2 separate regions of the Homo sapiens genome follow, and region 2 is linked to region 1. Evidence: chromatin loops called from intact Hi-C (ENCODE). Cell type or tissue: stomach. All regions are shown on one strand. Links, peaks and the distances in the headings refer to the core of each region. The heading gives the core; the rest is flanking DNA.

The links. Hi-C counts contacts between places; a loop is a spot of excess contacts. Peaks named below come from ENCODE experiments on the same cell type or tissue, not always from the same donor. Only the 100,000 strongest peaks of a DNase experiment are listed, where the experiment ranks them.
Region 2: a loop joins it to region 1, with 2.1 times the contacts of the local background. A loop is called at or near these places in 44 of 110 quality-filtered maps.

Annotation. Positions count from the first base shown.
Region 1 is chr19:44,708,946-44,722,666 of GRCh38, reverse strand. All of the region lies in intron 1 of CEACAM16-AS1 (CEACAM16, CEACAM19 and PVR antisense RNA 1), which reads left to right. It overlaps CEACAM16 (CEA cell adhesion molecule 16, tectorial membrane component), which reads right to left. Exons shown (of 7, transcript NM_001039213.4): 7 at 11,949-12,171. The coding sequence ends at 12,161. Among named protein-coding and RNA genes, the nearest start is that of CEACAM16-AS1, 9.4 kb to the left of the region's middle. RefSeq lists enhancers at 1-85, 216-365. In stomach, for the core only: no CTCF peak of the experiment used is centred there; a DNase peak (open chromatin) is centred at 3,866; H3K4me3 peaks cover 361 bases; H3K27ac peaks cover 1,607 bases.
Region 2 is chr19:44,827,311-44,843,445 of GRCh38, reverse strand. No RefSeq gene overlaps it. Among named protein-coding and RNA genes, the nearest start is that of NECTIN2, 11 kb to the left of the region's middle. In stomach, for the core only: no CTCF peak of the experiment used is centred there; no DNase peak of the experiment used is centred there; H3K27me3 peaks cover 3,462 bases.

The DNA.
Region 1 (13,721 bases), core at 757-8,756:
TTCTCGTGTGAAATGTGGGGAGAATGAGAAGCGTGCATGGAAAACCTCCCAGGGCTGTGGTGGGTGCAGTGAAGAGACGAGATCCTGAAGTCCCGAGCTGACCATGAGCCGGGTGACTACGGGTGACCCACTTCCCCTTTTGGGGTTCATCTGGCTGGATGAACGGTAGCAGCAGCCCCTTCCTGCCGGGACATTCTGGGAGGCCCGCTCGGGGCTTCCCGAGGTGGGAGGGTCAGGGACAGGCTGAGGGAAGAGGTGTCTGTTGGGTTAGGGGAAAACCAGTCTTCCCCATCATGAAACGGATGATGGGGGGGAAACAAACAAAGCTGGCTCCACCACGGCGTGAGGGGAAGTTGGGGGAGAGGATGAGGGGGCCCCATGAGGTGGGTGAAAACCACAGTCCACAACTTGTCGCCAACTTCCCGCCTGGAGCCTGTGTGCCTCGGGTGAGGCTCCCTCCTCATTGGCCTCAAACAAGACCTATCTTCATTCCAATCTCCAACCCAGCCCTGCCTGCAGCCTTCTGGCCTCAGAAATGGCAGCTTCATCCTTGCAGTGGCTCAGGCTCAAAGCTTGGAGACCCCTGACTCTTCTTGTCCCTCGCTTTACAATTCTGCCCCCAACAGTCTCTTTCCACCTCATGGCCAGAGGGATCCTGTTAGAACCTGAATCAGGGCCGGGCATGATGGCTCACACCTGCAATCCTAGCACTTTGGGAGGCTGAGGCAGGTGGATCACCTGAGGTCAGGAGTTCAAGACCAGCCTGGCCAACATGGCAAAACCCCGTCTCTACTAAAAATACAAAAATTAGCTTGGCGTGGTAGTGCATGCCTGTAATCCCAGCTACTCAGGAGGCTGAGGTAGGAGAATCACTTGAACCCCGGAGGCAGAGGTTACAGTGAGCTGAGTGGGCACCATTGCACTTCAGCCTGGGAGACAAGAGTGAAACTCTGTCTCAAAAAACAAAACAAAACAAAACAACAACAAAATTAGCTGGGTGAGTTGGCACATGCCTATAATCCCAGCTACTGGGAAGGCTGAGGCAGGAGAATCACTTGAACCCAGGAGGCGGGGGTTGTAGTGAGCCGAGATTGCGCCACTGCACTGCAGCCTGGGCGACAGAGCAAGTCTCCATCTAAAAAAAAAAAAGAAACTGAATCAGAACCCATCCAGCCTCTGTGGCTCCTACTTCACTTGGGGTGATGGCCAAAATCCTCGCCATGGCCCTCAAAAGCTGAATCCCTGCTCCTTTTTTTTTTTCTTTCTTTTTTTTTTTTTTTGAGAGGGAACCTCTCTCTGTTGCTCAGGCTGGAGCGCAATGGCGCCATCTCAGCTCACCACAACCTCTGCCTCCTGGGTTCAAGTGATTCTCCTGCCTCAGGCTCCTGAGTAGCTGGGATTACAGGCTTGCACCACAATGCCTGGCTAATTTTTGTATTTTTACAAAAATAGAGTTGAAGTTTCACCATGTTGGCCAGGCTGGTTTCGAATTCCTGACCTCAAGTGATCCGCCCACATCGGCCTCCCGAAGTGCTAAGATTACAGGCGTGAGCCATCACAACTGGCCATTTTTTGTCTTTTTGATGACAGCCATCCTAACTCAGGTGAAATAATACCTCATTGTTGTTTTGATTTGCATTTCCCCAATGAGTATGATGTTGAGTATTTTTTCATATACTTGTTGGCCATTGTATGTCTTCTTTTGAGAAATGTCTGTTAAGATAATTTGCCTGTTTAAAAAATTATATTGTTGGCCAGCCATGGTGGCTTACACCTATAATCCTGGCACTTTAGGAAGCAGAGGTAGGAGGGTTGCTTGAAGCCAGGAGTTCGAGACCAGCCTGAGCAATACAGCGAGACCCTGTCTGCACAAAAAGTTAAAAACAGCCAGGTGTGGTGGTGCACAGTGGTGGTCCCAGCTACTCACTTGGGAGGCTGATGTGGGAGGATTGCTTGAACCCAGGAATTGGAGGCTGCAGTGAGCTATAGTTGCGCCACTGCACTCAGCCTGGATGACAGAGCAAGATGTCATCAAAAAGACAAAAAATGGCCAGTCGTGATGGCTCACACCTATAATCCCAGCACTTCGGGAGGCCGATGCGGGTCGATCACTTGAGGTCAGGAATTTGAAACCAGCCTGGCCAACACGGTGAAACCCCGACTCTACTAAAAATACAAAAATTAGCTGGGCGTGGTGGTACAAGCCTGTAGTTCCAACTACTCAGGAGGCTGAGGCAGGAGAATCACTTGAACCTGGGAGGCAGAGGTTGGAGTGAGCTGAGATCATGCCACTGCACTCTAGCCTGGGTGACAGATTGAGATTACATCTCCAAAAAAAAAAAGTCAGATTTTTTTTTTTGTGTTGAAATGTTTGATATATTGTATATTCTAGATAGAGTTCAAGACCAGCCTGGCCAACATGGTGAAACCCCATCTCTACACAAATACAAACATTAGTTGGGCCTGGTGGCAGGTACTGTAATCCCAGCTACTCGGGATGCTGAGGCTGGAGAATCACTTGGACATGGGAGGTGGAGGTTGCAGTGAGCCAAGATTGCACTACTGCACTCTAGTAGCCTGGACGAGAGGGCAAGACTCCATCTCAGGGAAAAAAAAAAAAAAAAAAAAAAATATATATATATATATATATATATATATACACATATATATATATGTATGTATATATATGTATGTTTGTGTGTATATATATATGTATGTGTATATATATGTGTGTGTGTGTGTGTGTGTATATATATATATATATATATATATATATATATATATATATATATATAAAATTAGCAGGTCATGGTGGTGAGCACTTGTAGTCCCAGCTACTTAGGAGAGTGAGGCAGGAGGATTGCTTGAGCCCAGGAGTTCGAGGCCACAGTGAGCTGTGATTGTGCGGTTGCACTCCAGCCTGGGCAACAGAGCAAGACTGTCTCAAAAAAGAAAACAAAAAAGAAATATAAAATGTAAAGTTGGGTTAGTTGTGTAAGTGATAAATGCTGTGAAGAATAAAGCCAGACAACTTTGGGTGTACAGGGGACCCCTCTGAGGAGGTGACATCTGAGCAGAGACCTGACTGGAGTGATGCAGGTGTCTGAGGGAAGGAAATTCCTGGCAGCGGGAACAGCCAGTGCAAAGGCCCCGAGGAAGGAGTTGCTTGATTTGTTCAAACAATAGCCAGGAGGCCAGGTGGCTGCAGTGAGTGAAGGAGAGGAGATGATGAAGGGAATGACGGGCGGGCAGGCCTGCAGACCATTGTAAGGACCCTGGAGTCCGATCCGAAGGGGAGATGCTCCAGGAAATGTGGCTTTACCTCTGGGCGCCTCAGTATCCTCTTCTGAGAAACATGCAACATGACACCTGCGTCTGAAGGTCTCTGTGAGGACTCAGGGAGCTCCTGCCTCCACAGGCAGGAGGCAGCCGCACAGGTGAGGCCCTTTGGCTGCACTGGTCCTGTGCAACCTTGCAGATTTGGGGTGCCCTCTCTGGACTCTGCATTCTCCACACTGTGTGTCAGGATGGGCTGAAGCTGATGGGGCTCATTCCTTGGTTCCCAAAGTCTGGCCTTGGCACCCCCTCCTCCATGCTCCTCTTCTGTCTCCTTCCTCTTTCTTCTCCTCTTCCTCCCCATCCCTCCTCCTCCTCCACCTCCTCCACCTCCTTCTTCTCCCTTTTTGCCCTGTTCCCCTTTTCTCCCTCCTCCACCCTCCTCCTACTCCCTTCTCTTTCCTCCTTTTTTTTTTTTCTCTCTCTCCCACCTCCCCCTTCCCTCCTCCCTGCTCTCCATCCTGAATCAACATTCCAGTCCATGGAAAAAAACAGGGCAGGCTTCCTTCCTCTCCCTGGCAGGGCTCCAGAGAGGGACTGGGCCATTGTGTATTCTGGCCTCAAGGTCACCCCGACTCCCTGCCCTCCCCAGTGTGGTTATTTGAGAAAAGGCAGCTTGGGTGAGGGGGAAGGGATTGGGGCTGAGAGGGGTATAGTCTGCCTCCCCACCCACGGCTGGTGGAACCTGAGGGCCCCCGGCGCCACCAGAGCTTCGTGGCTTAATGGGGGAGGCGAGGAGCCACTGCGGACCTGCTCGGGACAGTGAAGGGCGCCAGTCTCAGCCCTCATCTGAAACCTGCTCCGTGACCCTGGACTAGTTCCTGCTCCTCTCTGGACCAAATCCTGGCCCTGCTCCTTTCTGGCTGAGTAACTTTGGGCAAGTCACCTCCTCTTCTTTGTGGTGTCTCACTTTCCTTTTTTTTTTTTTTTTGTCAAACAGTCTCTGCATCTGAGTCCCCCAATTTCCCAGCTAACAAAAATTCCCTAGACCCTTTGTTAAAAATTCTGCTTTCCGGGCGTGGTGGCAGGCGCCTATAATCTCAGCTACTCGGGAGGCTGAGGCACAAGAATAGCTTGAACCCGGGAGGCAGAAGTTGAAGTGAGCTGAGATCATGCCACTGCACTCCAGCCTGGATGACAGAGCAAGACTCTGTCTCAAAAAAAAAAAAAAAAGAAAAAAAAAAGAAAGAAAATTCTTTCAAGTCCCCACCCTGGAGAGACAGGTTTTCTGGGCCCAGGCAGAAGCCTGGGATATATAACTTATTTTATTTTATTTTAATTTTTGAGACAGGGTCTTGTTCTGTCTCATAGGCTGGAGTGCAATGGCACCATCACAGCTCACTACAGCCTCAAAATCCTAGGCGCAAGCAATGCTCCCATCTCAGCCTCCCAGGTAGCTGGGATGACAGACAAGTACTGCCATGCCCAAATAATTCTGTTTTTTTTTTTTGTTTTTTGTTTTTTTTTGTAGAGATAGGGTCTTGCAATGTTGCCCAGGCTGTTCTTGAACTCCTGGCCTCAAGTAATCCTCCTGCCTCAGCTTCCCAAAGTGATGGGATAACAGGCGTTAGCCAGTGCTCTTCGCAGGGATGTTTACGTTAATAAACAGGAGATTTGGGAAATGTATTAATAGTTCCATTTCAAAGGGAAGCTTTGAGGAGCAAGTCAGAGAACCTGTGCTGAGAGCACCTACCCTGGAACCTGCGATGATGAGCATCGTGTTTCTAAAAGCTCATACACATTTATTATTATTGCTTTTATTACTTTTTTTTTTTTTTGAGACAGAGTCTCACTCTGTCTCCAGGCTGGAGTGCAGTGGCACGATCTAGGCTCACTGCAAACTCCGCCTCCTGGGTTCGAGCGAATTCTTCTGCCTCAGCCTCCCAAGTAGCTGGGACTACAGGTATGTGCCACCACGGCCAACTAATTTTTGTATTTTTTAGTAGAGACAGGGTTTCACCATGTTGGCCAGGATTGTTTTAATCTCTTGATCTTGTGATCTGCCTATTACTTTTTTTTTTTTTTGAGATGGAGTCCACTTTGTTGCCCAGGCCGGAGTGCAGTGGTGCAATCTCCGCTCACAGAAACCTCTGCCTCCTGGGTTCAAGTGATTCTCATGCCTCAGCCTCCCAAGTAGCTGGGATTACAGGCGCACATGATGACATCTGGCAATTATTTGTATTTTTAGTAGAGACGGGGTTTCACCATGTTGGCTAGGCTGGTCTCGAACTCCTGACCTTAGGTGATCTGCCTGCCTCAGCCTCCCAAAGTGCTGGGATTACAGGCATGAGGCACCGCGCCCGGCCTATTATTACTTTTTGTCAGCAAATCTCAGTGATTACAATGTAAAGAACATCATATATTACATAAAGCGAAGCAAACCTGCTTAGTAGGATTAAGTTCGCCAGGACAAATGTTATCTTTGAAGCAGGGTGTGGTGGCTCACACCTGTAATCCCAGCACTTTAGGAGGCTGAAGTGAAAGGATTGCTTGAGCCCAGGAGTTTGAGACCAGCCTGGACAACAGAACAAGACCCTGACTCCACAAAAAATGCAACAATTGGCCGGCGTGGTGGCTCATGCCTGTAGTCCCAGCTGCTTGGGAGACTGCAGTGAGCCATGATTGCATCACTGTATTCCAGTCTGGATAATGCTGAGACCCGGTCTGGAAAAAAAAAAAAAAAAAAAAAAAAATGGCCGGGCGCGGTGGCTCATGCCTGTAATCCCAGCACTTTGGGAGGCTGAGGCGGGCGGATCACCTGAGGTCAGGATCACCTGAGACCAACCTGACCAAAATGGAGAAACCCCGTCTCTACTAAAAATGCTAAAAAAAAAAAAAAATTAACCGGGTGTGGTGGCTCATGTCTGTAATCCCAGCTACTGGGGAGGCTGAGGCAGGAGAATCGCTTGAACCCAGGAAGCAGAGGTTGTGGTGAGCCGAGATCATGCATTGCACTCCAGCCTGGGCAACAGGAGCAAAACTCCGTCTCAAAAAAAAAAAAAAAAGAAAAAGAAAAATGTTATCTTTGCTTTTTCTATCTGCCTGTTGTTAAAATCTAACACCTTAGTCTGGGTCATAGGCATTTATTGAGCATCCATGTTTCAGGCTCATTACTTGTATTAACTAATGTGATCTTTTCAACAATCCTAGGAGGCAGGGGCAGTATTATCATCTCCATTTTACGAGGAGGAAAAGCAAGCAATGTACCCAAGTTCCCACAGCTAAAAAGAATTCTGTCTGTCCTCAGAGCTGTGCCCTGAAACCCTCTGCCCTGCTGAAGAATGGAGAGGACTCCCCCACCAGCACCTCCACCTAGGACACATGGGAACTGTGGGACTTGGAGCAAAGTTTTCAAGTCTCTGTGCCTTAGTTTCCTCACCTGTAAGTTGGGGGAATGATAGTAACTGCTCTTAAGAGCTGCTGTAGGAATTGAGATCTTGCATGAAAAAGGATAAAACCAATTGATATGGTTTAGTTCTTAGTCCCCACCCAAATCTCATGTCCAGTTATGATCCTCAGTGTAGGAGGAGGGACCTCGTGGGAGGTGATTGGATCGTGGGGGCAGTTTCTAATGTTTTAGCACCATCCTCCTAGTGCTGCTTGTTTAAAAGTGTGTAGCACCCCACCTTCCTCTCCTGCCGGCCATGTGAAGACGTGCTTGCTTCCCTTTCACCATCTGCCATGATTGTAAGTTTCCTGAGGTCTCCCCAGAAGCAGAAGCCTGTATAGCCCACAGAATCATGAGCTGATTAAACCTCTTTTCTTTATAAATTACCCAGTCTCAGGTATGTCTTTATAGCAATGTGAGAATGGACTAATACACTGATGCTCGAGATATAGGAGTGATTATTATTTTGTGGTTATTGTTATTATTCTTTCCTACACTCTTAATGAAGGGGATTGCACTACTTGAGATAATTCAGTAAAAGAGCACAGAGATGCCCAGAGGGACGGAGGACCTGGTCTTGGGGACATTTGAGCCTCCACCACACCCTGAGGCTATGGGATTTTGCTTGACCTAGAAACCTGAGCTGCTTCTCCTTCCCTCCTTCTGCCCCTCCTGCTGGCCTCATTCTGCATCAACTGCACACAATCACAGCTCAGAGCAGCAGCTCCCATCTTTCTCAAACCCCTGCTATGGGGGCTGTGACTCTTACTCCTTGGGCTCAGGTGAGGAAGGCCATTTTGCCTAGCTGAGGAGGTAGAAGTTCCAAAGCTTGGAGTGGCCAAGCCTGCCAGCTGCCCACCCGGGACCCATTCTCTCTGCCTTTCTTAATACAAGAACCTTGATGTTAATTGGGGCAGCAGCATACCCAAGGCAATGACTGCAATTCCCTGCCTCCCTTGCAGCTAGGGTGGCCATGGTACTATGAGCTGGCCAATCAGATCTAAGCAGGGGTTGTTGGATGGGCCTTAGGTAAAGTTCCCTTAAAAGGGGCACAGTCCATAAACTGGCTAGGGGGAGTTTTTTTTTGTTTGTTTCCCTTTGTTCCCTTCTTTCTGCTTCTTGCCTGGAACATGGATGAGGCAGCTGTGACTCCAGCAGCCATCTTGGGCCATGAGGTGATGGAGAGGATGGAAACCCCAAGGTAAGGATAATGGAACAGAAGAATAGAAGGAGCTGTGTCCCTGATGACACTACAGGGCCTCCATTCTAGCTCTGAACAATCTGCTTCTGGAGATTTTTTACGTTTGAGAAATGAGAAAAATAATCTTCTAGCCATATAAGCTACTCCCTGTGTATCTATTCTGCCTAATTGTTTATGCTAGTTCCAATATTTCTTACTAGCCACTGAAGATAATTTCTTTTGTTTTGTTTTTTGAGACTGAGTTTCACTCTTGTTACCCAGGCTGGAGTGCAATGGTATGATCTCAGCTTACTGCAACCCCTGCCCCATGGGTTCAAGCAATTCTCCTGCCTCAGCCTCCCAAGTAGCAGGGATTACAGGTGCCCTTTTATCTTATATATTAATCTCCTTGGCTTTTTATTATTTGTGTTCCTTATTTATACTTCTGTTTTTTTTTTCTTGATCACACCATGCCCGGCTAATTTTTGTGTATTTTTAGTAGAGATGGGGCTTCACCATATTGGCCAGGCTGGTCTCGAACTCCTGACCTCAGATGATCAGCCCACCTCGGCCTCCCAAAGTGCTGGGATTACAGGTGTGAGCCACAGTGCCCAGCCTAGCCACTGAAGAGAATTTCTTTCTTTCTTTTTTTTTTTTTTTTTTTCGAGACAGAGTCTCGCTGTGTCACCCAGGCTGGAGTGCAGTGGCGTGATCTCGGCTCACTGCAAGCTCTGCCTCCCAGGTTCACGCCATTCTCCTGCCTCAGCCTCCCGAGTAGCTGGGACTACAGGCACCTGCCACCACGCCCAGCTAATTTTTTTTTCTTTTTTTGAGACAGGGTCTTGCTGTGTCGCCCAGGCTGGAGTGCAGTGGCATGATCTCGGCTCACTGCAAACTCCGCCTCCCAGGTTTGCACCATACTCCTGCCTCAGCCTCCCCAGTAGCTGGGACTACAGGTGCCTGCCACTGCACCTGGCTAATTTTTTCTATTTTTAGTAGAGACGGGGTTTCACCATGTTAGCCAGGATGGTCTTGAACTTCTGACCTCGTGATCCACCCGCCTCGGCCTCCCAAAGTGCTGGGATTACAGGCATAAGCAACCTCGCCCGGCCAAGAATTTCTAACTGTTATATCTAGACTCTAGCCACATCTATGTCAAGTTTTTATGTGAACTTGGGTGGATGGGGGTGGGGTGAAGGTGGTAATATGGATGCTATTTCTTCTTTCTGGGCTGGATAGTGTTGGGGTTAGTAGTATGGGCTCAAGTCCATCCTCACGTCCCAGCTAGAAGCCCCACAATGGAGACCACTAATTTAGATAATAGCTTTCAAACTCCATAGAGCTCCCTCAGTGTCCCCTCCGGTGAGGTGGAGTCAGTGGGTGGAACTTTAGGCTCTCTCCTTCCTCATGGGCTTGAATTGGTCACATGGCTGCTTGCAGCTGCAAGGCAGTTTGGGAAAGTGAGTACCTGACATTTTCAGCTTCTAGAGAGGGAGGCAGTGCGTGTGTCATGGAAGCAGGGAGGGCAGTGGGCTGGGGAGCAACCAACAGATCCCTCTTCAGTCAATGTATATTTATTGAGCAACCTTTGCTTCAACCAGACCAGTTTCTCTTTTCTCTCTCTCTCTCTTTTTTTAGAGACAAGGTCTTGCTCTGTCGCCCAGGATGGAGTGCAGTAGGGTGATTATAGCTCACTGCAACCTTGGCCTCCTGGGCTCAAGCAATCCTCCTGCCTTAGCCTCCCATGTAGCTGAGACTACAGGCATGCACCACTATTCCTGGATAATTTTTGAAAAACTTTTGTAGAGATGAGGTCTTGCTACATTGCTCAGGCTGGTCTGGGACTCCTGGGCTCAAGTGATCCTCCTGGCTCAGCCTCCCAGAGTGCTGGGATTACAGGTGTGAGCGCAGCGCCCACCCCAGGGCCTTTTATTTTATATATTAATCTCCTTGGCTCTTTATTATTTGTGTTTCTTATTTATACTTCTCTGTTTTTTTTTTTTTTCTTGATCATACCTGCAGAAAGTCTGTCTATTTCATTGCATTTTCAAAGAATCAGCTTTAGGTTTTATTGGCCATGTTTTGTTTTACATTTCATCTATTTCTGCTTTTACCTTTCTTCATTCCTTAGCTTTTTTCTTTGGTTCGTTTTGTGGACTTTTTCTAGTTTCTTGAGTAGAAAGCTTGTTTTATTCATTTTCAAGTCTTTTTCCTTTAGTACTCTCAATGCTTATAAGCTATCATTTTTCTCTTCAAGGATGGCTGTGGCCATGTCCCACAGGTTTGATGTATATGATGCTTTTACTGTCATTTGATTCTGGTTGATATCTTGTATTTTAGTTGCTTCTGTAGTCCAAGTGTTACTTTTTTTTTTTTTTTTTTTTGACGGAGTCTTCTTGCTCTGTTGCCCAGGCTGGAGTGCAGTGGTGCGATCTTGGCTCATTACAACCTCTGCCTCCCAGATTCAAGCAATTCTCCTGCCTCAGCCTCTTGAGTAGCTGGGATTACAGGAGCATGCCACCACGGCTGGATAATTTTTGTATTTTTAGTAGAGACGGGGTTTCACCATGTTGGTCAGGCTGGTCTTGTACTCCTGACCTTGTGATCTACCTGCCTCAGCCTCCCAAAGTGCTGGAATTACAGGGGTGAGCCACCGCGCCCGGCCCCAAGTGTTACCTTTTATTTGTAAAATTTAACATTTTTTATGAGACGTAGTCTCACTCTGTTGCTCAGGCTGGAGTGCAGTGGTGCAATCATGGCTCACTGCAGCCTCAAATTCCTGGGCTCAAGTGATCTATAGGCATGCGCCACCATGTCTGGCTAATCCCAGTGGTATTTAAATTTAAGTAATTTTTTTTCCAATTCTATAGAAATTTTGGGGGAGACGAGTATAGCTATTGAATTGGTATCTATAGTTGGTTTTATTTATTTATTTATTTTCAAAAATAGAGACGGGATTTTGCCATGTTGCCCAGGCTGGTCTCAAATTTCTGGGCTCAAGCGTTTCTCTCACCTTAGCCTCCTAAAGCGTTAGGATTACAGGCATGGGCACTGTGCTGGGGCTATATTTGTTGCATTGCTATTTTAAATATTAATAATAAATTGACCTGCCATGTAAACTTGTATTTGAAGAAAGGGCTCTGAGGCTTTTAAAAATGGTTTGGAAAAGTCTGGTCCACCTCAAGTCCACACCTTTTTACTGATGGGCAAACTGAGGCTCTAGTGAATCCGTGGCAAATGCAGGATTTTGATCCAGGTTTTATAACCCTCATTCTGGAGGTCTTTCACCACCCATCACCCCAACTCAACACAATCATCCCCAAAAGGGCCTTTCTCGTCTCTGCCCAAACCTGTCTTTCTATTCTAAGCCTCGACTCGGCCATCACCACTCCTGACCAATGCCAAGAACCTGTTTCCAGTGGGGCATTGCGGCTGGGTGGGGCCTGTGGCTCCCACTAATGAGACGAGTTAGAAAACACACTCATTCTGGCCCCCACTTCCCAGCTCTCCACTCCTGGCCTCTACCTCTGCCCCGCTTGCATTCATCCATCCACAGGGCCTTTCCTGTGGCTGCAGAAGGAAGGAGATATTGTCAGGGTTGGGCAGATAATGTTGGAGAGACATGCGGGGAATCCCAGGACAAAGTTGTGTCTTTGATTAAATGGGTGAGGACTACCAGAAGGTGATGGAAGACTTCTTGCAAAATATGGTCATTTCCTGAGCACAAGCAGCCCTGTTTCGGGGTCCAGGTGACAAAATGAGGTGCAGTGTAGGGGAGAGCCATGTCCCACAGAATGCTGGTGCTCCAAGAGGGGCAGTCCTTGGCCAGCTGGGGAGCAGGACTCTCACATATAACCTGGAGCACTGCGGGAGGGGCACAAGGCCCTGGCATCCAGCAGTGGGGTGTGGAGCACGGTGATCTGGGCCCATCCTCCTGCACGTGCACACCCAGACTGAGAAAAGTCTTGGGGGGGAAAGGAAATGAGTGCGGCCACCAGGAAATGGCGGGGCTAGCGGTGGTGGAAGGAGAGGCTGACACACGTGTGCATTAACCAGGACGTTTATGGCCTCGGTGGCTCCCCAACAGCTCAGCGAGGGAGTGGGGCCCTGTGGCTCTAGCTCTAGGGTGGAGGCAGGAGAACAGCAGGACCACAGCCTGGCATCCTCGCTGTGGGGGAGTGGTTCCCACTCAGAGGGCGAGGACCAGAGGATGGTGCGAAGAGCTCTTCTCTCTGGACGTCTCCAGGGTCACGCTGTTACCCCAGGGCTGTGGGGCATATGGGGCGAGGGGGCGAAGGAGGATGTCAGAGAGATGGAGGACCAGGTCCCCAGTGCCCCCACCCCTTCTGCTCCCCTGCCCACCCCGGGCCACCCAGTGGCCCAATCCACCCCACGCTCAGCCTGTGCCAGGTTCAGGTTCAGGAAGGTAGCGTTGGTCCTTGTGCGAGGGAGGGAGGTTGACTGTGAGAAGAGAGAATGGGTGAAAAGGAATCCCAAGGCTTTGCCGGGGTGGCCTGCTGCCACTGAACAGCATTCTCCCCTAACACTGACCCAGAAAACCAGGGTTTGATCAGTGACTGGATGAAAGTGGGTGACTGGCAGTGGTTGAGTCCTTGATCCTGGAAATTTCCAGTGATAGGGGAGGCACCATCCCGGACTCAGGGACATGGCTTCTGAGAATGCTCTGTCTGCTGGGGGAGGCAAGATTCCAGACTTGGGGAATGATCTCATCCCCAGTGTCTGAGAGCTAATGGGGGAAACCTGGCCCTGCTGTAGGGACATGGACTCAGACCTCTGGGGATGCTCAGTCAGATGGAGGATACATGGACCCTGACTCTGGGAGCTCCCAGTCTGATGGAGGAGACATAGACCCTGACTCTGGGATCTCCCAGTCTGATGGAGGAGACATGGTCCCTGACTCTGGGAGCTCCCAGTCTGATGGAGGAGACATGCTCCCTGACTCTGGGAGCTCCCAGTCTGATGGAGGAGACATGGTCCCTGACTCTGGGAGCTCCCAGTCTGATGGAGGAGACATGGTCCCTGACTCTGGGAGCTCCCAGTCTGATGGAGGAGACATGGTCCCTGACTCTGGGAGCTCCCAGTCTGATGGAGGAGACATAGACCCTGACTCTGGGAGCTCCCAGTCTGATGGAGGAGACATGGACCATGCCTCTGGGAGCTCCCGGTCTGATGGAGGAGACATAGACCCTGACTCTGGGAGCTCCCGGTCTGATGGAGGAGACATGGTCCCTGACTCTGGGAGCTCCCAGTCTGATGAAGGAGACATGGTCCCTGACTCTGGGAGCTCCCAGTCTGATGAAGGAGACATGGTCCCTGACTCTGGGAGCTCCCGGTCTGATGGAGGAGACATAGACCCTGACTCTGGGAGCTCCCAGTCTGATGGAGGAGACATGGTCCCTGACTCTGGGAGCTCCCAGTCTGATGGAGGAAACATGGTCCCTGACTCTGGGAGCTCCCAGTCTGATGGAGGAGACATGGACCCTCACTCCTGGAGTTCCCAGTCTGACGAGGGAGACATAGTCCCTGACTCCGGGAGCTCCCAGTCTGATGGAGGAGACATGGACCATGCCTCTGGGAGCTCCCAGTCTGATGAAGGAGACGTGGTCTCTGCCTCTGGGAGCTCCCAGTCTGACGGAGGAAACATGGTCTATAACTCTGGGAGCTCTCAGTCTGATGGAGGAGACCTGGATCTTGACTCTGGGAGCTCCTAGTCTGATGGAGGAGGCATAGTTTCTGACTCTAGAAGCTCCCAGTTGATGGGGAGACACGGTTCCCAACATCTGAGAGCTCCCAGTC
Region 2 (16,135 bases), core at 4,391-12,390, 120 kb before region 1:
TGCCAAGGCTGGAGTGCAGTGGCGCAATCAATCTCGGCTCGCTGCAACCTCCGCCCCCCAGGTTTGAGTGATTCTCCTGCCTCAGCCTCCTGAGTAGCTGGGATTACAGGCACGCACCACCACGCCCGGCTAATTTTTGTATTTTTAGTAGTGACGGGCTTTCACCATGTTGGTCAGGCTGGTCTCGAACTCCTGACCTTGTGATCTGCCTGCATTAGCCTCCCAAAGTGCTGGGATTACAGGGGTGAGCTACTGCACCCGGCCAGTCTGTGCTTTTAACCTCCATGCCATGTGAGCTCCAGATAGCTTGTGTCTCAGGCTTGGCACAAACTGGGTGTGAGGATGGCTGGACAAATAGGCGCACACATAATAAATGCATAGCAGCTACAGCTACTCGGGAGGCCGAGGTGGGAGGATCACCTGAGCCCAGGGAGGTTGAGGCTGCAGTGAGCTGTGATTGAGCCACTGCACTCCAGCCTGGGAGACAGAGAGATTTTGTCTCTAAAATAAATAAATACACAAATAGGCCTTGCGCAGTGGCTCATGTCTGCAATCCCAGCACTTTGGGAGGCCAAGGCTGGCAGATCACTTGAATTTAGGGGTTCAAGACACGCCTGGCAACATGGTAGAGCCCCGTCTCTTAAAATATATATAATAATAAAATAAAACAGTAAAATAAATAAATGTGCTTAATTTATTTATGTATTTAATTTTGAGGCAGGGTTGTGCTTTGTCGCCCAGGTTGGAGTGCAGATCTTGGCTCCCTCTAACCTCAAACTTCCCAGCCCAAGGGATCCTCTGCCTCAGCCTCCTGAGTAGCTGGGACTACAGGCATGTGCCACTATGCTCGGTGCATTTTTTTTTTTTGAGACAGTCTCTGCTCTGTCGCCCAGGCTGGAGTGCAGTGGCGCGATCTTGGCTCAGTGCAAGCTCCGCCTCCCAGGTTCATGCCATTCTCCTGCCTCAGCCTCTCGAGTAGCTGGGACTACAGGTGCCTGCCACCACGCCCAGCTGATTTTTTGTATTTTTAGTAGAGACGAGGTTTCATGGTCTTAGCCAGGATGGTCTCGATCTCCTGACCTCGTGCTCCACCTGCCTCGGCCTCCCAAAGTGCTGGGATTACAGGCGTGAGCCACTGTGCCCGGCTGCTCGGTGCATTTTTAAATGTTTTGTAGAATTTGATTCTCGCTTTGTTGCCCAGGCTGGTCTTGAACTCCTGCCCTCAAGTGATCCTCTCACCTCAGCCTCCCAAAGTGCTGGGATTACAGGTGTGAGCCATCGCGCCTGGCAATAAATGTGCTTTAGATCTCTCTGACCTTCTCTCCCCAATCTGAGGCCAGGTTTGTGGACCAGGACCTCTGGGTTTTAGTGCCAGCCTTGCTACTAACTTGCTTTGCAAAATCCTGGGACCCCCGTTTATCCATTGAACAAAAGAACCAGTCCCCAGGAAGTCTTCTTCTAGGAAGGCCTCTAGCACCTCCTTTCTCCTGGCCTACGAATGAGTGGGCTTAGCTCTCTCCTGGCTGTTCTTTGTGAGCAGGGATGAGCCCAGGAAGAAAGCCCCAGGAGGCTGGCCATGGTGGCTCAAGCCTGTAATCCCAGTACTTTGGGAGGCCGAGACAGATGGATCACCTGAGGTCAGGAGTTTGAGACCAGCTTGGCCTACGTGGTGAAACCCTGTCTCTACTGAAAATACAAAAATTAGCAGGATGTGGTGGCGGGTGCCTATAATCCCAGCTACTTGGGAGACTGAAGCCGGAGAATCGCTTGAACCCGGGAGGTGGAGGTTGCAGTGAGCCAAGATTGTGCCACTGCACTCCAGCCTGGGTGACAGCAAGGCTCTGCCAAAAAAAAAAGGAAAAAAAAAAAAAGAAAGAAAAAAATGCCCCAGAGGTGTAGGCTGGAGTTTCACACCCTTGGGTCACAAGCATGAGGCTGAGCACCAAGTTTGGTGACAAATGACTGGGTGGGTTCCACGCCCGCCTGGGGAGTTGACTTTTAGTGTCAAGGAGTCCCAGAGGTGGCACTTCACTGAAGAGCCATAACCACTAGAAGGTAGGGGCATAGGTAGGGGCAAAGGCTTCCTGACGGAGCTATGGAGCTGATGCCAAGTATTTTACCTGCCTGGCAACCTTTCCTTTCTTTTAGCAGCAGCAGCAGCTCCCCTAACCACTTCCTCCCCTCAGTCTTTTTTTTTTTTTTTTAATTAAGACAGGGTCTCACTCTGTCGCTCAGGCTGGAGTGTGGTGACATTACCATGGCTCACTGCAGCCATGACCTCCCTGGCTCGGGATCCTTCCATGTCAACTTCCCGAGTAGCTGGGACTACAGGCATGTGCCACTATGCTTGGCTAATTTTTCTATTTTTTTGTAGAGATGGGTTTTTGGGTTGTTGCCGAGGCTGGTCTTGAACTCTTGGGCTCAAGCAATTTGCCTGCCTCGGCCTCCCAGAGTGCTGGAATCACAAACGTGAGCCACCATACCCGGCTCTTATTCTGAGACAGGGTCATGCTCTGTTGGCCAGACTGGAGTGCAGTGGTACAATCATGGCTCATTGAAGCTTCCACCTCTCAGGCTCAAGCAATCCTCCCACTTCAGCCTCCCAAGTGGCTGGGACTATAGGCATTCGCCACTGTGCCAGAATAATCTTTTTTTTTTTTTTTGAAACGGAGTCTTGCTCTGTTGCCCAGGCTGGAGTGCAGTGGAGCGATCTTGGCTCACTGCAAGCTCTGCCTCCTGGGTTCACGCCGTTCTCCTGCCTCAGCCTCCCGAGTAGCTGGGACTACAGGCGCCCGCCACCATGCCCAGCTAATTTCTTGTATTTTTAGTAGAGATGGGGTTTCACCTTGTTAGCCAGGATGGTCTCAATCTCCTGACCTTGTGATCTGCCCGCCTCGGACTCCCAAAGTGCTGGGATTACAGGCGTGAGCCACCGCACCCGGCCAATCTTTTTTTTTTTTTTTTTTTTTCTGATACGGAGTGTCAGTCTGTTGCCCAGGCTGGAATGCAGTGGTGTGATTTTGGCTCACTGCAACCTCTGCCCCCTGGGTTCAAGTGATTCTCCTGCCTCAGCCTCCCAAGTAGCTGGGACTACAGGTTTGGGCCACGACGCCTGGCTATGTTCGCAGTTTTATTAGAGACGGGGTTTCACAATATTACCAGGCTGGTCTTGAACTCCTGACCTAAAGTGGTCTGCCCTCCTCTGCCTCCCAAAGTGCTGGGATTACAGTCGTGAGCCACCGTGCTCGGCCTGCCAGACTCATCTTTTGACTTTTTTGTAGAGACAGGCTCTCACTAGGTTGCTCAGGCTGGTCTTGAACTCCTAGGCTCAAGCAATTTTCCTGCCTTGGCCTCCCAAACTGCTGGGATTACAAGCATGAGACATGACTCCTGGTATACATATATATATATATGAGACTATATATATATGTATAGACTATATATATATATATATGTATGAGACTATGTGTGTGTGTGTGTGTGTGTGTGTGTGTGTGTGTATATATATATATATATATATATATATATATATATATATATATAGTCATTTGCAATCAAATATAACCTTACTAATAAACTATATACCCCAAAAAATCTGTACATGTCTGGGAGATGCACAGAGCTTTGTAAATTTCCAAGGGCAGGGCAAGGAGGGGCTGGTGGTGAAAGCTTTCAGAATTCTTCAGGATGTCCAGGCTTTGAAGAATAGGCAAGCTTTGTCACAGCACGGGATATGGGGAAGGGCATTCCAGGTAGGAGGGTGGTGACAGCGGGAGCAGGGGATGTGAGGGTCAGTATCTTAGAAGGTCCAGAATGCCAGCTGAAGGGCGGCTCATGCTCTGGGAACCACAGAAGGTTAAAGAGCAAGGGTAGTTTACTACCAACTTCTCTTTACTTCCTGGAGCCCCAGATCCTGAGGTTCACCCCTCCCACTTTCCTATTGCCCTAGGCCTTTGTAATGTAGGCTGGAGTTTCAACCCTTGGGAGGAGGGGTCATACTGATGTGGCCCCAGGCTGCCATCTCTATGCAAATTCCCTGGGATGCCATGCAGATGAGGGACCTTATGCAAATGTATTCCCTCCTGGTGGGGCAGGCTGGGATCCTCCACTCATTAACTTGGGGACCAGGTACTGGATGGAGAACCCTTTCCTCTTCTCTTTCCCTTCCCACTAGCCATCTGTTCACTCGCCATCCAACTCACCAAACCCCAACACCAATGTCTGCCTTTAGAGTGGTATCTCTGTATCTGGTCCCTGCCCTGGACTAAGGGAGTGTTTGTATTTTATTTATTTTATTTTATTATATTTTATTTTACTTTTGAGATGGAGTCTCGCTCTGTTGCCCAGGCTAGAGTGCAGTGGCGCGATCTCGGCTCACTGCAAGCTCCGCCTCCCGGGTTCACGCCATTCTCCTGCCTCAGCCTCCCGAGTAGCTGGGACTACAGGCGTCTGCCACCATGCTGGCTAATATTTTGTATTTTTAGTAGAGACAGGGTTTCACCGTGTTAGCCAGGATGGTCTCGATCTCCTGACCTCGTGATCCGCCCGCCTGGCCTCCCAAAGTGTTGGGATTACAGGCGTGAGCCACTGCGCCCAGCCTATTTGTTTATTTATTTATTTATTTTTGAGACGAAGTCTCGCTCTTGTCCCCCCAGGCTAGCGTACAATGGTGTGATCTCGGCTCACTGCAACCTCCGCCTCCCGGGTTCAAGCGATTCTCCTGCCTGAGCCTCCCGAGTAGCTGGGATTACAGGTGCCTGCCACCACGCCCAGCTAATTTTTGTATTTTTAGTAGAGACGGGGTTTCTACTAAATCATGTTTGCCAGGCTGGTCTCGAACCCCTCACCTCAGGTGATCTGCCTGCCTCGGCCTCCCAAAGTTCTGGGATTACAGGCGTGAGCCACCGCACCTGGCCTTTATTTTTTTTTTTTTGAGACAGAGTGTCGCCCTGTCACCCAGGCTGGAGTGCAGTGGTGTGATCTCGGCTCGCTGCCACCTCCGCCTCCTGGGTTCAAGTGATCCTTGTGTCTCAGCCTCCTGAGTAGCTGGGATTACAGGCGCGTGCCACCATGCCCAGCTAATTTTTGTCTTTTTTTTTTTGTAGAGACAAGGTTTCACCATGTTGGCCAGGCTGGTCTCGAACTCATGACTTCAGGTGATCTGCCTGCCTCGGCCTCCCAAAGTGCTGGGATTACAGGTGTGAGCCACCGCACCTGGCCTAAGGCAACCTTTTTGCTTTTCTCTGTGTCTCTTTATTTTTCCTTAGATAATCACAATAATTAACATGTACTGCACATGGACTCTGTGCCAGGCTTTGTACTAAATACTTCCCTGGTTATCTCATCAAATTCTCCCCTCCATCCTCTGATCCTCTGTGTGCATTTGCTGTATTTTTTTAAAGGGAATTTTCAATTCTGTTATATAGGGAACAAGAGCCCTATAAATAAGGACACAGACAGGTGAAATGAAGGATGGATATTAAGAAGCAACTCAAGCCGGGCGTGGTGGCTCACACCTGTAATCCCAGCACTTTGGGAGGCTGAGGCAGGCGGATCATGAGGTCAGGAGATCGAGACCATCCTGGCGAACACGGTGAAATCTTGTCTCTACTAAAAATACAAAAAATTAGCCAGGCGTGGTGGCACCCGCCGGTAATCCCAGCTACTCGGAAGGCTGAGGCAGGAGAATCAGTTGAACCCGGGAGGCGGAGGTTGCAGTGAGCTGAGATCGCGCCACTGCACTCCAGCCTGGGCAACTGAGCAAGACTCCGTCTCAAAAAAAAAAAAAAAGCAACTCATGAGACCTGTTAGACATACTAAGAATGTGAGCTGAACACAGATGGGAGGGATGCAGGGATCCAGTAAGCTCCAAGCATTCATGCGTCCTGTGGGCGACACCCACTCTGCTCCATGAGTCCCAAGCCCAAGACACAGGTAAAAGCTGTGGCTGCCAAGCAGGTGATCAGCCAGCTACAGTCATCTAGCTTCTCATGTTTATTTTTGTTGTTGTTTTGAGACGGAGTCTCGCCCTGTTGCCCAGGCTGGAGTGCAGTGGCGTGATCTTGGCTCACTGCAAACTCCGCCTCCCGGGTTCAAGTGATTCTCATGCCTCAGCATCCCCAGTAGCTAGCATTACAGGTGTGCCCCCCTACCCCTGGCTAATTTTTGTATTTTTAGTAGAGATGGGGTTTCACCATGTTGGCCAGGCTGGTTGAGAACTCCTGACCTCAAGTGATCTGCTTGCCTCGACCTCCCAAAGTGCTGGGACTACTGTTATTTTATTTTTTGAGACAGGATCTCGCTCTGTTGCCCTGGCTGGAATGCAGTGGCTGGATCACGGCTCACTGCAGCCTCAGCCTCCCAGGCTCAAGGGATCCCCCTACCTCAGCCTCCCGAGTAGCTGGGACTACAGGCGTGTACCGCCACATCAGGCTAATTTTTGCATTTTTTGTAGAGACAGAGTCTCTGTTTGTTGCCAGGGCTGGTCTCGAACTCCTGGGCTCAAGTGATCCTCCTGCCTTGGCCTTCCAAAGTGCTGGGATTACAGGCCTGAGCCACAGCGCCCAGCCTGTTTTATTTTTTGAGTTTTGCACAACATCTTTTGTTTTAATCAAATCTCTTTGTTTTACTCCCATAGATTTGGCTTCAAAATTGAAGATCTAGATTCCATGTCCAGAGAAAGAGAGAACCTGATGAGTCTTGAGAACAAGACCAGGGACAAGATCTCTGAGCTGGAGTTCAAGGTCAACAGCCCACTTTGGTTAACAAGAGGCACCTCCTGGCTGTCCAGTGCTTCCTCGTGGAGGAGTCAACTGCTTCTCTTGGGAGGTGGAGGGTGTTCCCATCCAAGTGCCTCCTCAGGCCCTAGAGAGTCAGGGATTGGTTGCAGTTCCTGAAGTCTCTTCCTAGGTCTGTGGACCTTCTAAGGAATTCCACTGACCACTTTCCCCACTGGAGTCCAGCAACACCATTAGGATGTGAATTATTATTATTATTATTATGTCTTGGAGACAGGATCTTGCTCTGTCTCCCAGCCTGGAGTACAGTAATGCCATCATAGCTCGCTGCAGCTTTGACTTTCTGGACTTGAGCGATCCTCCCACTCTGAGTAGTGGGGACTGCAGGTGTGTGCCACCATGTTTGGCTAATTTAAAAATTTTTTTGTAGAGATGGGATCTTGCTGTGTTGCCCAGGCTGGTCTTGAATTCCTGACCTCAAGTGATTTTCCCGCCTTGAGCTCCCAAAGTGCTGGGATTACAGGCGTGAGCCACTGTGCCTGGTGGGTTGTGAAGTTTGTTCATTGATGTCTCCCCAGTGCCTGGCACACAGTAAACACTCAATACACTTTTTATTTTTTTGAGACGGAGTCTCGCTCTGTTACCCAGGCTGGAGTGTAGTGACTCGATCTCAGCTCACTGCAACCTCCGCCTCCAAGTTTCAAGTGATTCTCCTGCCTCAGCCTCCCGAGTAGCTGTGACTACAGGCATGCACCACAATGCCAGGCTAATTTTTGTATTTTTAGTAGAGATGGGGTTTCACCATGTTAGCCAGGCTGGTCTCGAACTCTTGACCTCAGGTGATCAGCCAGCCTTGGCTTCCCAAACTGTTGGGATTACAGGCGCGAGCCACCACGCCCTCTGAACTTTTCTTGAAGGTATGATTGCGTGAATGGAGGAATGAATCCTCAGGTGTGTTTTGCCAGGGGCTGGCCAGGCATGGCTTTCCCAGTAGGTGCTCTATTGCATTGGAAAGGTGGAACAGGCTTGACTTCCATGTTTGTGAATATAAACTGGCCTCTTAGGTCTTTCTTTCCTCCAGTCTTTCCTCCTCAGGCATAGATGGTAAACAAAATGTCACCAACCTCACCAGCAAAGTGCTCATTTCCCTGGGGCCAGAACATGATGTACACAGACACAAATTTAGCATATTTGATATCATGATATCATGCCCACCTGGTGGGGTCAGCTGGGTGGGCTGCCCACCTGGGCCCCAAACCTCTCTCGCACTCTTCCTGGGAATCTATCCTTTTGCTGAGACTGCAGGCTATGCCTCTTGGAGGTGGTAAACAGAACTTCAAGGGGCAGAGACAGGTACATGAGGCACCACACAGACCCACTGACCCAGTCTGGCTCCAGGGTTAAACAGATCTTGAGACAATGAAAATAAACTTAGCAATAATCAAAGCTTTAAAGTAAAAGCTTCTATATATATGTGTGTGTGTGTGCGCGTGTATATACACATATATATGTATGTATTTATTTATACATATATAAATATATATGCGTGTATATATGTACATATAAATATATAAAATTAAAGAGATGTGGGAGGCCGGGCGCGGTGGCTTACACCTGTAATCCCAGCACTTTGGGAGGCCGAGGCGGGTGGATCACAAGGTGAGGAGATCGAGACCATCCTGGCTGACACGGTGAAACTCCGTCTCTACTAAAAATATAAAAAATTAGCCAGGCGTGGTGACGGGTGCCTGTAGTCCCAGCTACTTGGGAGGCTGAGGCAGGAGAATAGCGTGAACCCGGGAGGCAGAGCTTGCAGTGAGCCGAGATCGCCCCACTGCACTCCAGCCTGGGCGACAGAGTGAGACTCCGTCTCAAAAAAAAAAAAAAAAAAAAAGAGAGATGTGGGAGGTCGGGCGTGGTGTCTCATGCCTGTAATCCTAACACTTTGGGAGGCCAAGGCAGAAGGATGGCTTGAGCTCAGGAATTCAAGACCAGCCTGGGAAACATAGTGAGATCCCATCTCTACAAAAATAAAAAATTAGCCTGGCGTGGTGGCACATGCCTGTGGTCCCAGCTACTCGGGAGGCTGAGGCAGAAGGACTACTTAGCCCTGGGAGGTTAAGGTTGCAGTGAGCAGTGATTGCACCACTGCACTACAGCCTGGATGACAGAGCGAGACCTTGTCTCTAAATAAATAAATAAGGCTGGGCGAGGTGGCTCATGCCTGTGATCCCAGCACTTTGGGAGGCCGAGGTGGGCAGATCACCTGGGGTCGGGAGTTTGACACCAGCCTGGCCAACATGGTGAAACCTTGTCTCTACTAAAAATACAAAAATTAGCCAAGCATGGTGGTGCACACCTGTAATCCCAGCTACTCAGGAGGCTGAGACAGGAGAATCCAGGAGGTGGAGGTTGCAGTGAGCTGAGATCGTGCCATTGCACTCCAGCCTGGGCAACAGAGCAAGACTCCAACTCAAAAAATAAATAAATGAATGAATGAATAAATAAATAAGTAAATAAATAAATACATGAAGGTGCTGGGTGTCACTGCATTGTTTCTTTCTAGACTTTCCTCTGTCTCTCTGTTTCTGTCACTATCTTTGGGTCTCTTCGTGTTCCTAAATTTCTGTATCTCTGGGTCTTTCGTTCCTTATGCTTCAGCATCCCTCTGTGTTTCTGGTCTCTGTTTGTCACTGTTCCCTTTTCCTTCCCTTCCGTCCTTCCCTCTGTGGCTCAGGCTGGAGTGCACTGGCCAGATCACGGCTCACTGCAGTCTCCACCTTCCTGTGACTAGGTGATCCTCCCATCTCACCCTCCGGAGTAGCTGGGACTACAGGCTCATACCACCACACCTGGCTAATTCTTTTGGATTTTTTGTAGAGATGGGGTTTTGCCACATTGCCCTGGCTGGTCTTGAACTCCTGGGCTCAGGCGATCTGCCCACCTCTGTCTCCCAAAGTGCCGGGATTACAGGCATGAGCCACTGCAGCCTCCAATTATAATATGTGCTTCTCAAATACCGGTTCCTATTTATTTGATGCCATTAGTAGGTTAGAAAGTATAATGTAAGCTGGGCGCTGTGGCTCACGCCTCTAATTCCCTTCCTTCCCTTCCTCCTTTTCTTCCTCCTTCCTCCCTCCCTTCCTCCCTTCCTGCCTTCCTCCTTTCCTTCCTCCTCCCTCCCTCTCTCCCTTCCTCCTTTCCTTCCCCCCCTCCCTCCCTCCTTCCTTTTCTTTCTTCTTTTTGAGACAGAGTCTGGCTCTATCCCCCAGGCTGGAGTGCAATGGCGTGATCTTGGCTCACTGCAACCGCCGCCTCCTGGGTTCAAGTGATTCTACTGCCTCAGCCTCTCTAGTAGCTGGGATTACAGGCGTGTGCCACTACACCTGGCTAATTTTTGTATTTTTAGTAGAGATGGGGTTTCACCATGTTGGCAAGGCTGGTCTCGAACTCCTGACCTCAGGTGATCCTCCTGCCTTAGCCTCCCAAAGTGCTTGGATTACAGGCGTGAGCCACCACGCCCGACCCAATTCTTTCTGATATATACCCAGAAGGGGAGTTGCTGCATCATATGTTAAGAAATTTTTAAATAAATAGATGTTATGAAGCAGCATATTAAAAAAAATAAACAATGTAGTCAAATAGAGTTTCTCCAAGGAACTTGGCAATTTTAAATATTTAATAATTTATGCCAGGTGTGGTGACTCATGCCTGTAATCCTAGCACTTTGGGAGGAGGCCGAGGCAGTCGCATTGCCTGAGCCCAGGAGTTCAAGACCAGCCTGGGCAACATGGTGAAACCCTATCTCTACAAAAAGTACAAAAATTAGCCAGGTGTGGTGGCATGCTCCTGTAATCCCAGCTACTCAGGAGGCTGAGATGGGAGGATCACCTGAGCCCTGGGATGTTGAGGCTACAGTGAACCGTGATTATGCTACTTTACTCCAGCCTGGGTGACAGAGTGAAACCCTGTCTCTTTTTTTCTTTTGTTTTAAGAAACCGTGTCTCAGGTGTGGTGGCTCACGCCTATAATCTCAGCACTTTGGCAGATTGAGGCAGGAGGATAACCTGAGGTCAGGAGTTCAAGACCAGCCTGGTGAACATGGTGAAACCCCGTCTCTACTAAAAATACAAAAGTTAGCTGGGCGTGGTGGCGGGCGCCTGTAGTCCTAGCTACTTGGGAGGCTGAGGCAGGAGAATCACTTGAACCCAAGAGGCAGAGGTTGCAGTGAGCTGAGATCGTACCGCTGCACTCCAGCCTGGGCGACAGAGCGAGACTCCATCCCCCCATCCCCCCAAAAAAGAAACCTTGTTTCAAAGAAAAATTTAACATTTTCTACCCACTTAATAAAGTGACACTGTATGAAAAAATTTAAAAAATTCACATAACAGATTAAAAACCTGTTAAATATATTTATATATACACATGTAAACGCACATGTGACATACGTACTTTATTTTATTTTATTTATTTATTTATTGAGACAGAGTTTTGCTCTTGTTGCCCAGGCTGGAGTGCAATGGTGCGATCTCAGCTCACTGCAACCTCTGCCTCCTGGGTTCAAGTGATTCTCCCACCTCAGCCTCCTGAGTAGCTGGGACTACAGGTGCCCGACACCATGCCAAGCTAACTTTTGTAGATTTAGTAGAGACGGGGTTTCACCATGTTGGCCAGGCTTGTCTCGAACTCCTAACCTCAGGTGATCCACCTGCATTGGCCTCCCAAAGTGCTGGGATTACAGGCATCAGCCAACATGCCTGGCCATGGACTTTATTTTAAAATGGGATCATATTCTAGATCTGCATTACCCTGTAGAAATTTCTGTACTGGGGGCCGGGCGCGGTGGCTCACACCTCTAATCCCAGCACTTTGGGAGGCTGAGGCGGGCGGATCACGAGGTCAGGAGATCGAGACCATCCTGGCTAACATGGTGAAACCCCGTCTCTACTAAAAATACAAAAAATTAGCTGGGCGTGGTGCGGGCGCCTGTAGTCCTAGCTACTCGGGAGGCTGAGGCAGAAGAATGGCGTGAACCTGGGAGGTGAAGCTTGCAGTGAGCCGAGATCGCCCCACTGCACTCCAGCCTGGGTGACAGAGCAAGACTCCGTCTCAAAAAAAAAAAAAAAAAAAAAAAGAATAAAAAAGAAATTTCTATATTGATGGAAATGTTTTATATCTGTGCTGTCCAATATAGTAACCACAAGCCACAATTGTCTGTTGAGCAGTAGAACTGTGGCTATTGTCACTGAAGAATGAGATTCTACATTTTATTTAGTTTTAAGTAGTTTACGTTTCTATAGCCACATATGACTAGGGATACCGTATTAAACATCAAGGATCTAGAAAGTATTTTCTGAAACATATCACTCACTCAACATTACATTGGTAGCTTCACTCCGATTTTATTTTATGTATTTGTCTATTTTTTTGAGACAGGTTCTTGCTGTCATCTAGGTTGGAGTACAGGGGTGCGATCACAGCTCTCTGCAGCCTTCATCTTTCTGTCACAGTCTCCCGAGTAACTGAGGTTACAGGCACCGGCCACCACGCCTGGCTAATTGTTTGTATTTTTAGTAGAGACGGGGTTTCACAGTGTTGGTCAGGCTGGTCTTGAACTGCTGGTCTCAGGGGATCCACCCGACTCTGCCTCCCAAAGTGCTGGGATTACAGGTGTGAGCCACCTTGCCCGGCCGAAGTTATTTGTTTTTTTTGAGACAAGTTCTTGCTGTCACCTAGGTTGGAGTACAGTGGTGCGATCATATCTCACTGCAGCCTCCCTCTTCCCGCCACAGCCTCCTGAGTAGCTGGCACTACAGGCTCGTGCCACTATACTCAGCTAGTTAAAAAACTTTTTGCTGGGCGCGGTGGCTCACTCCTGTAATCCTAGGACTTTGGGAGGCCAAGGCGGGCGGATCACGAGGTCAGGAGTTTGAGACCAGCCTGATCAACATGGTGAAACCCTGTCTCTACTAAAAAAAATACAAAAATTAGCTGGGTGTGGTGGTGTATGCCTGTAATCCCAGCTACTCTGGAGGCTGAGGCAGGAGAATCGCTTGAACATGGTAGATGGAGGTTGCAGTGAGCCAAGATCACACCACTGCACTCCAGCCTGGGCGACAGGGTGAGACTCCATCTCAAATAAAAAAAAAAAGTATAATATAAACCATATGCCAATCACAAACAGAACCAAAGTTATATGTTAGCATTAACATTTTTTTTTAGAGTGAGGTCTTGCTGTGTTGCCCAGGCTGATCTCAAACTCCTGGCCTCAAGTGATCCTCGTGCCTCAGCCTCCTGAGTAGCTGGGACTAGGCATGAACTACTGTGCCCAACATTTTTTTGTTTGTTTGTTTGTTTTTGAGATGGAGTCTCACTCGGTGTCCCAGGCTGGAGTTCAGCGACACAATCGCAGCTCACTACCACTTCCACCTCCTGGGTTCAAGGGATGGGCTGGGTGCCCAGCTATTTTAGGATAAATTTTCAAAGAATGTGCATGGCTCAAATGAAGAAATCTAAAATATCTTTCTAAGGTATTTAAAAGAAAATATGAATATTAGTAAAAATGGTCTATGCATAGAACCCAGAAACTAGAAAAGAACAAAATCAAGCAAAAGTATTAATACTTAGGATGATGGAAGTAACTTGGGTGGGTTTGGGGCAAGAGCTCCTTAAAATAAGAGAGTCTGAAAGACATTTCTGGCTAGGTGCTATTTTGAGCCAAAATCTGCAGTATGAGAATGAATGAATTACGTGAGGATCTGTAGTGAAAGATTTCAGGACAAATGAAGGGTAAGTTTGAGAGTCCTGGTCAGGTGTGATGGGTCATGCCTGTAATCCCAGAGCTTTGGGAGGCTGAGGCAGGAGGATCTCTTGAAGCCAGGAGTTCAAGACCAGACTAGTCAACACAGAGAAACCCCATCTGTAAAAGTTTTTTTTTTTTTTTTTAATTAGCCAGCTGTGGTGGTGCATGCCTGTAGTTGCAGCTACTGAGGAGGCCGAGGTGGGAGGACCTGCTTGAGCCCCAGGGTTTGAGGCTGCAGTGAGCTATGATCACACCACTGCACTCCAGCCTGGGTGACAGAGCGAGACCCTGTCTCAAAAAAAGAAAAAAAGAGGTAGGAAAGAAACAAAATATTCAAGGGCTGGAGAGACAGACTGTCTGATAGGATGCAGGCAAGGAAAGTGAAGCTAGGGATGGCAGAGAGAGAGGCACTATGCACGCAGCCTTTTGTAGGAGTTTGAATTTTATTCTAAGAGAAATGAGAAAACCTGAGTCACAGACGGGTTTCTAATCTGCTATTTATTTATTTATTTATTTATTTATTTATTTTTGAGACGGAGTTTCACTCTTGTTGCCCAAGCCAGAGTACAATGGTGCGATCTCTGCTCACCGCAACTTCTGCCCCCTGGGTTCAAGCGATTCTCCTGCCTCAGCCTCCCAAGTAGCTGGGATTATAGGTGCGCACCACCACACCTGGGTAATTTTTTGTATTTTTAGTAGAAACGGGGTTTCACCATGTTAGCCAGGCTGGTCTCAAACTCCTGACCTCAGATCATCCACCTGCCTCGGCCTCCCAAAGTGCTGGGATTACAGGCATGAGCCACCGTGCCAGGCCTGGTTTATGTTTTAAAAAAGCATAAATTTCGAGAATACGCAGTACACGTATGCATTAGGACGCTCCTGGAAAAGTATAAAATTATGTTTAAAAGCAGTTATAGGCAGGGCATGGTGGCTCATGTCCATAATCCCAGCACTTTGGGAGGCTGAGGCGGGCAGATCACCTGAGGTCAGGAGTTTGAGACCAGCCTTGCCAACTTAGTGAAATCCCATCTCTACAAAAAATACAAAAATTAGCTGGGCCTGAGGGCAATGCACCTGTAGTCCCAGCTACTGGGGAATCTGAGGTGGGAGGATCACTTGAGCCCAAGGTCGAGGCTGCAGTAAGTCATGATTGCACCATTGTACTCTAGCCTCGGCGACAGAGCCAGGTCCTGTCTCAAAAACAAACAAACAAACAAACATACATGAGAGCAATGGGTCAGCCTGGGCAACAGAACAAGACTACATCTTAAAAAAAAAAATTGGCCCGGCATGGTGGCTCACGCCTGTAATCCCAGCACTTTGGGAGGCTGAGGTGGGCAGATCATGAGGTCAGGACATCAAGATCATCCTGGCTAACACGGTGAAACTCTGTCTCTACTAAAATTAACTGGGCATGGTGGCATGCGCCAGTAATCTAGCTACTCTGGAGGCTGAGGCAGGAGAATCGCTTGAACCCGGGAGGTGGAGGTTGCAGTGAGCCAAGATTGCGCCACTGCACTCCGGCCTGGGCGACAGAGCAAGACTCCATCTCAAAAAAAAAAAAAAAAAAAAAAAAAAAAAAAAAAAAAATTGGCCGGGCGCAGTGGCTCACACCTGTAATCCCGGCACTTTGGGTGGCCGAGGTGGGCCAATCACCTGAGCTCGGGAGTTTGAGACAATTCCGGCCAACATGGTGGAACCCCGTCTCTACTAAAAATAAAAAAATTAGCTGGGCGTGATGGCATGTGCCTGTAGTCCCAGTAACTCAGGAGGCTGAGGCAGGAGAATCGCTTGAACCCGGGAGGTGGAGGTTGCAGTGAGCCGAGATCTCGCCACTGCACTCCAGCCTGGCGACAGAGCGAGACTCCGTCTCAAAAAATAAATAAATAAATAAAGAGAATTGACAAGTGAAAGTATTGCCTATAAGATAATTTCTTTTTTTTTTTGTGAGATGGAGTCTCGCTCTGTCGCCCAGGCTGGAGTGCAGTGGCATGATCTCAGCTCACTGCAAGCTCCGCCTCCTGGGTTCACGCCATTCTCCTGCCTCAGCCTCCCGAGTATCTGGGACTACAGGCGCCCGCCACCACGCCCGGCTAATTTTTTGTATTTTTAGTAGAGACGGAGTTTCACCGTGTTAGCCAGGATGGTCTCAATCTCCTGATCTTGTGATCCGCCCGCCTCAGCCTCCCAAAGTGCTGGGATTACAGGCGTGAGCTACCATGCCCAGCCCCGCCTATAAGATACATTTTAAAGTTATTCTGTATTTTATAGAGCCATATGAGCTTGGTGTTTTATTTTTTTTTTAACTTTTACCATTTTAGATTTAGGAATTCCACTTTAAAAGGATGGGAAGGGTGACTGAAAGGTAACGTTTAAATTTTTAATTGATGTGAGTATTAGAGCCATCAAAGATTGCTGTTGAGCATTTGCTTTTATAAGTGCATTGATCCAGGTGAAAGAAGATGTATGTTTGGACTGATGGCCGTGAAACCATTTGTAGAAAGAGCTAGCTGCAGCTCTATGCCCTGTGGCAGGGTATAGAGTTAAAAGGTTTATTGAATATGGGAAGCCGGGGGATAAGTGGTCAGGAAAGAGA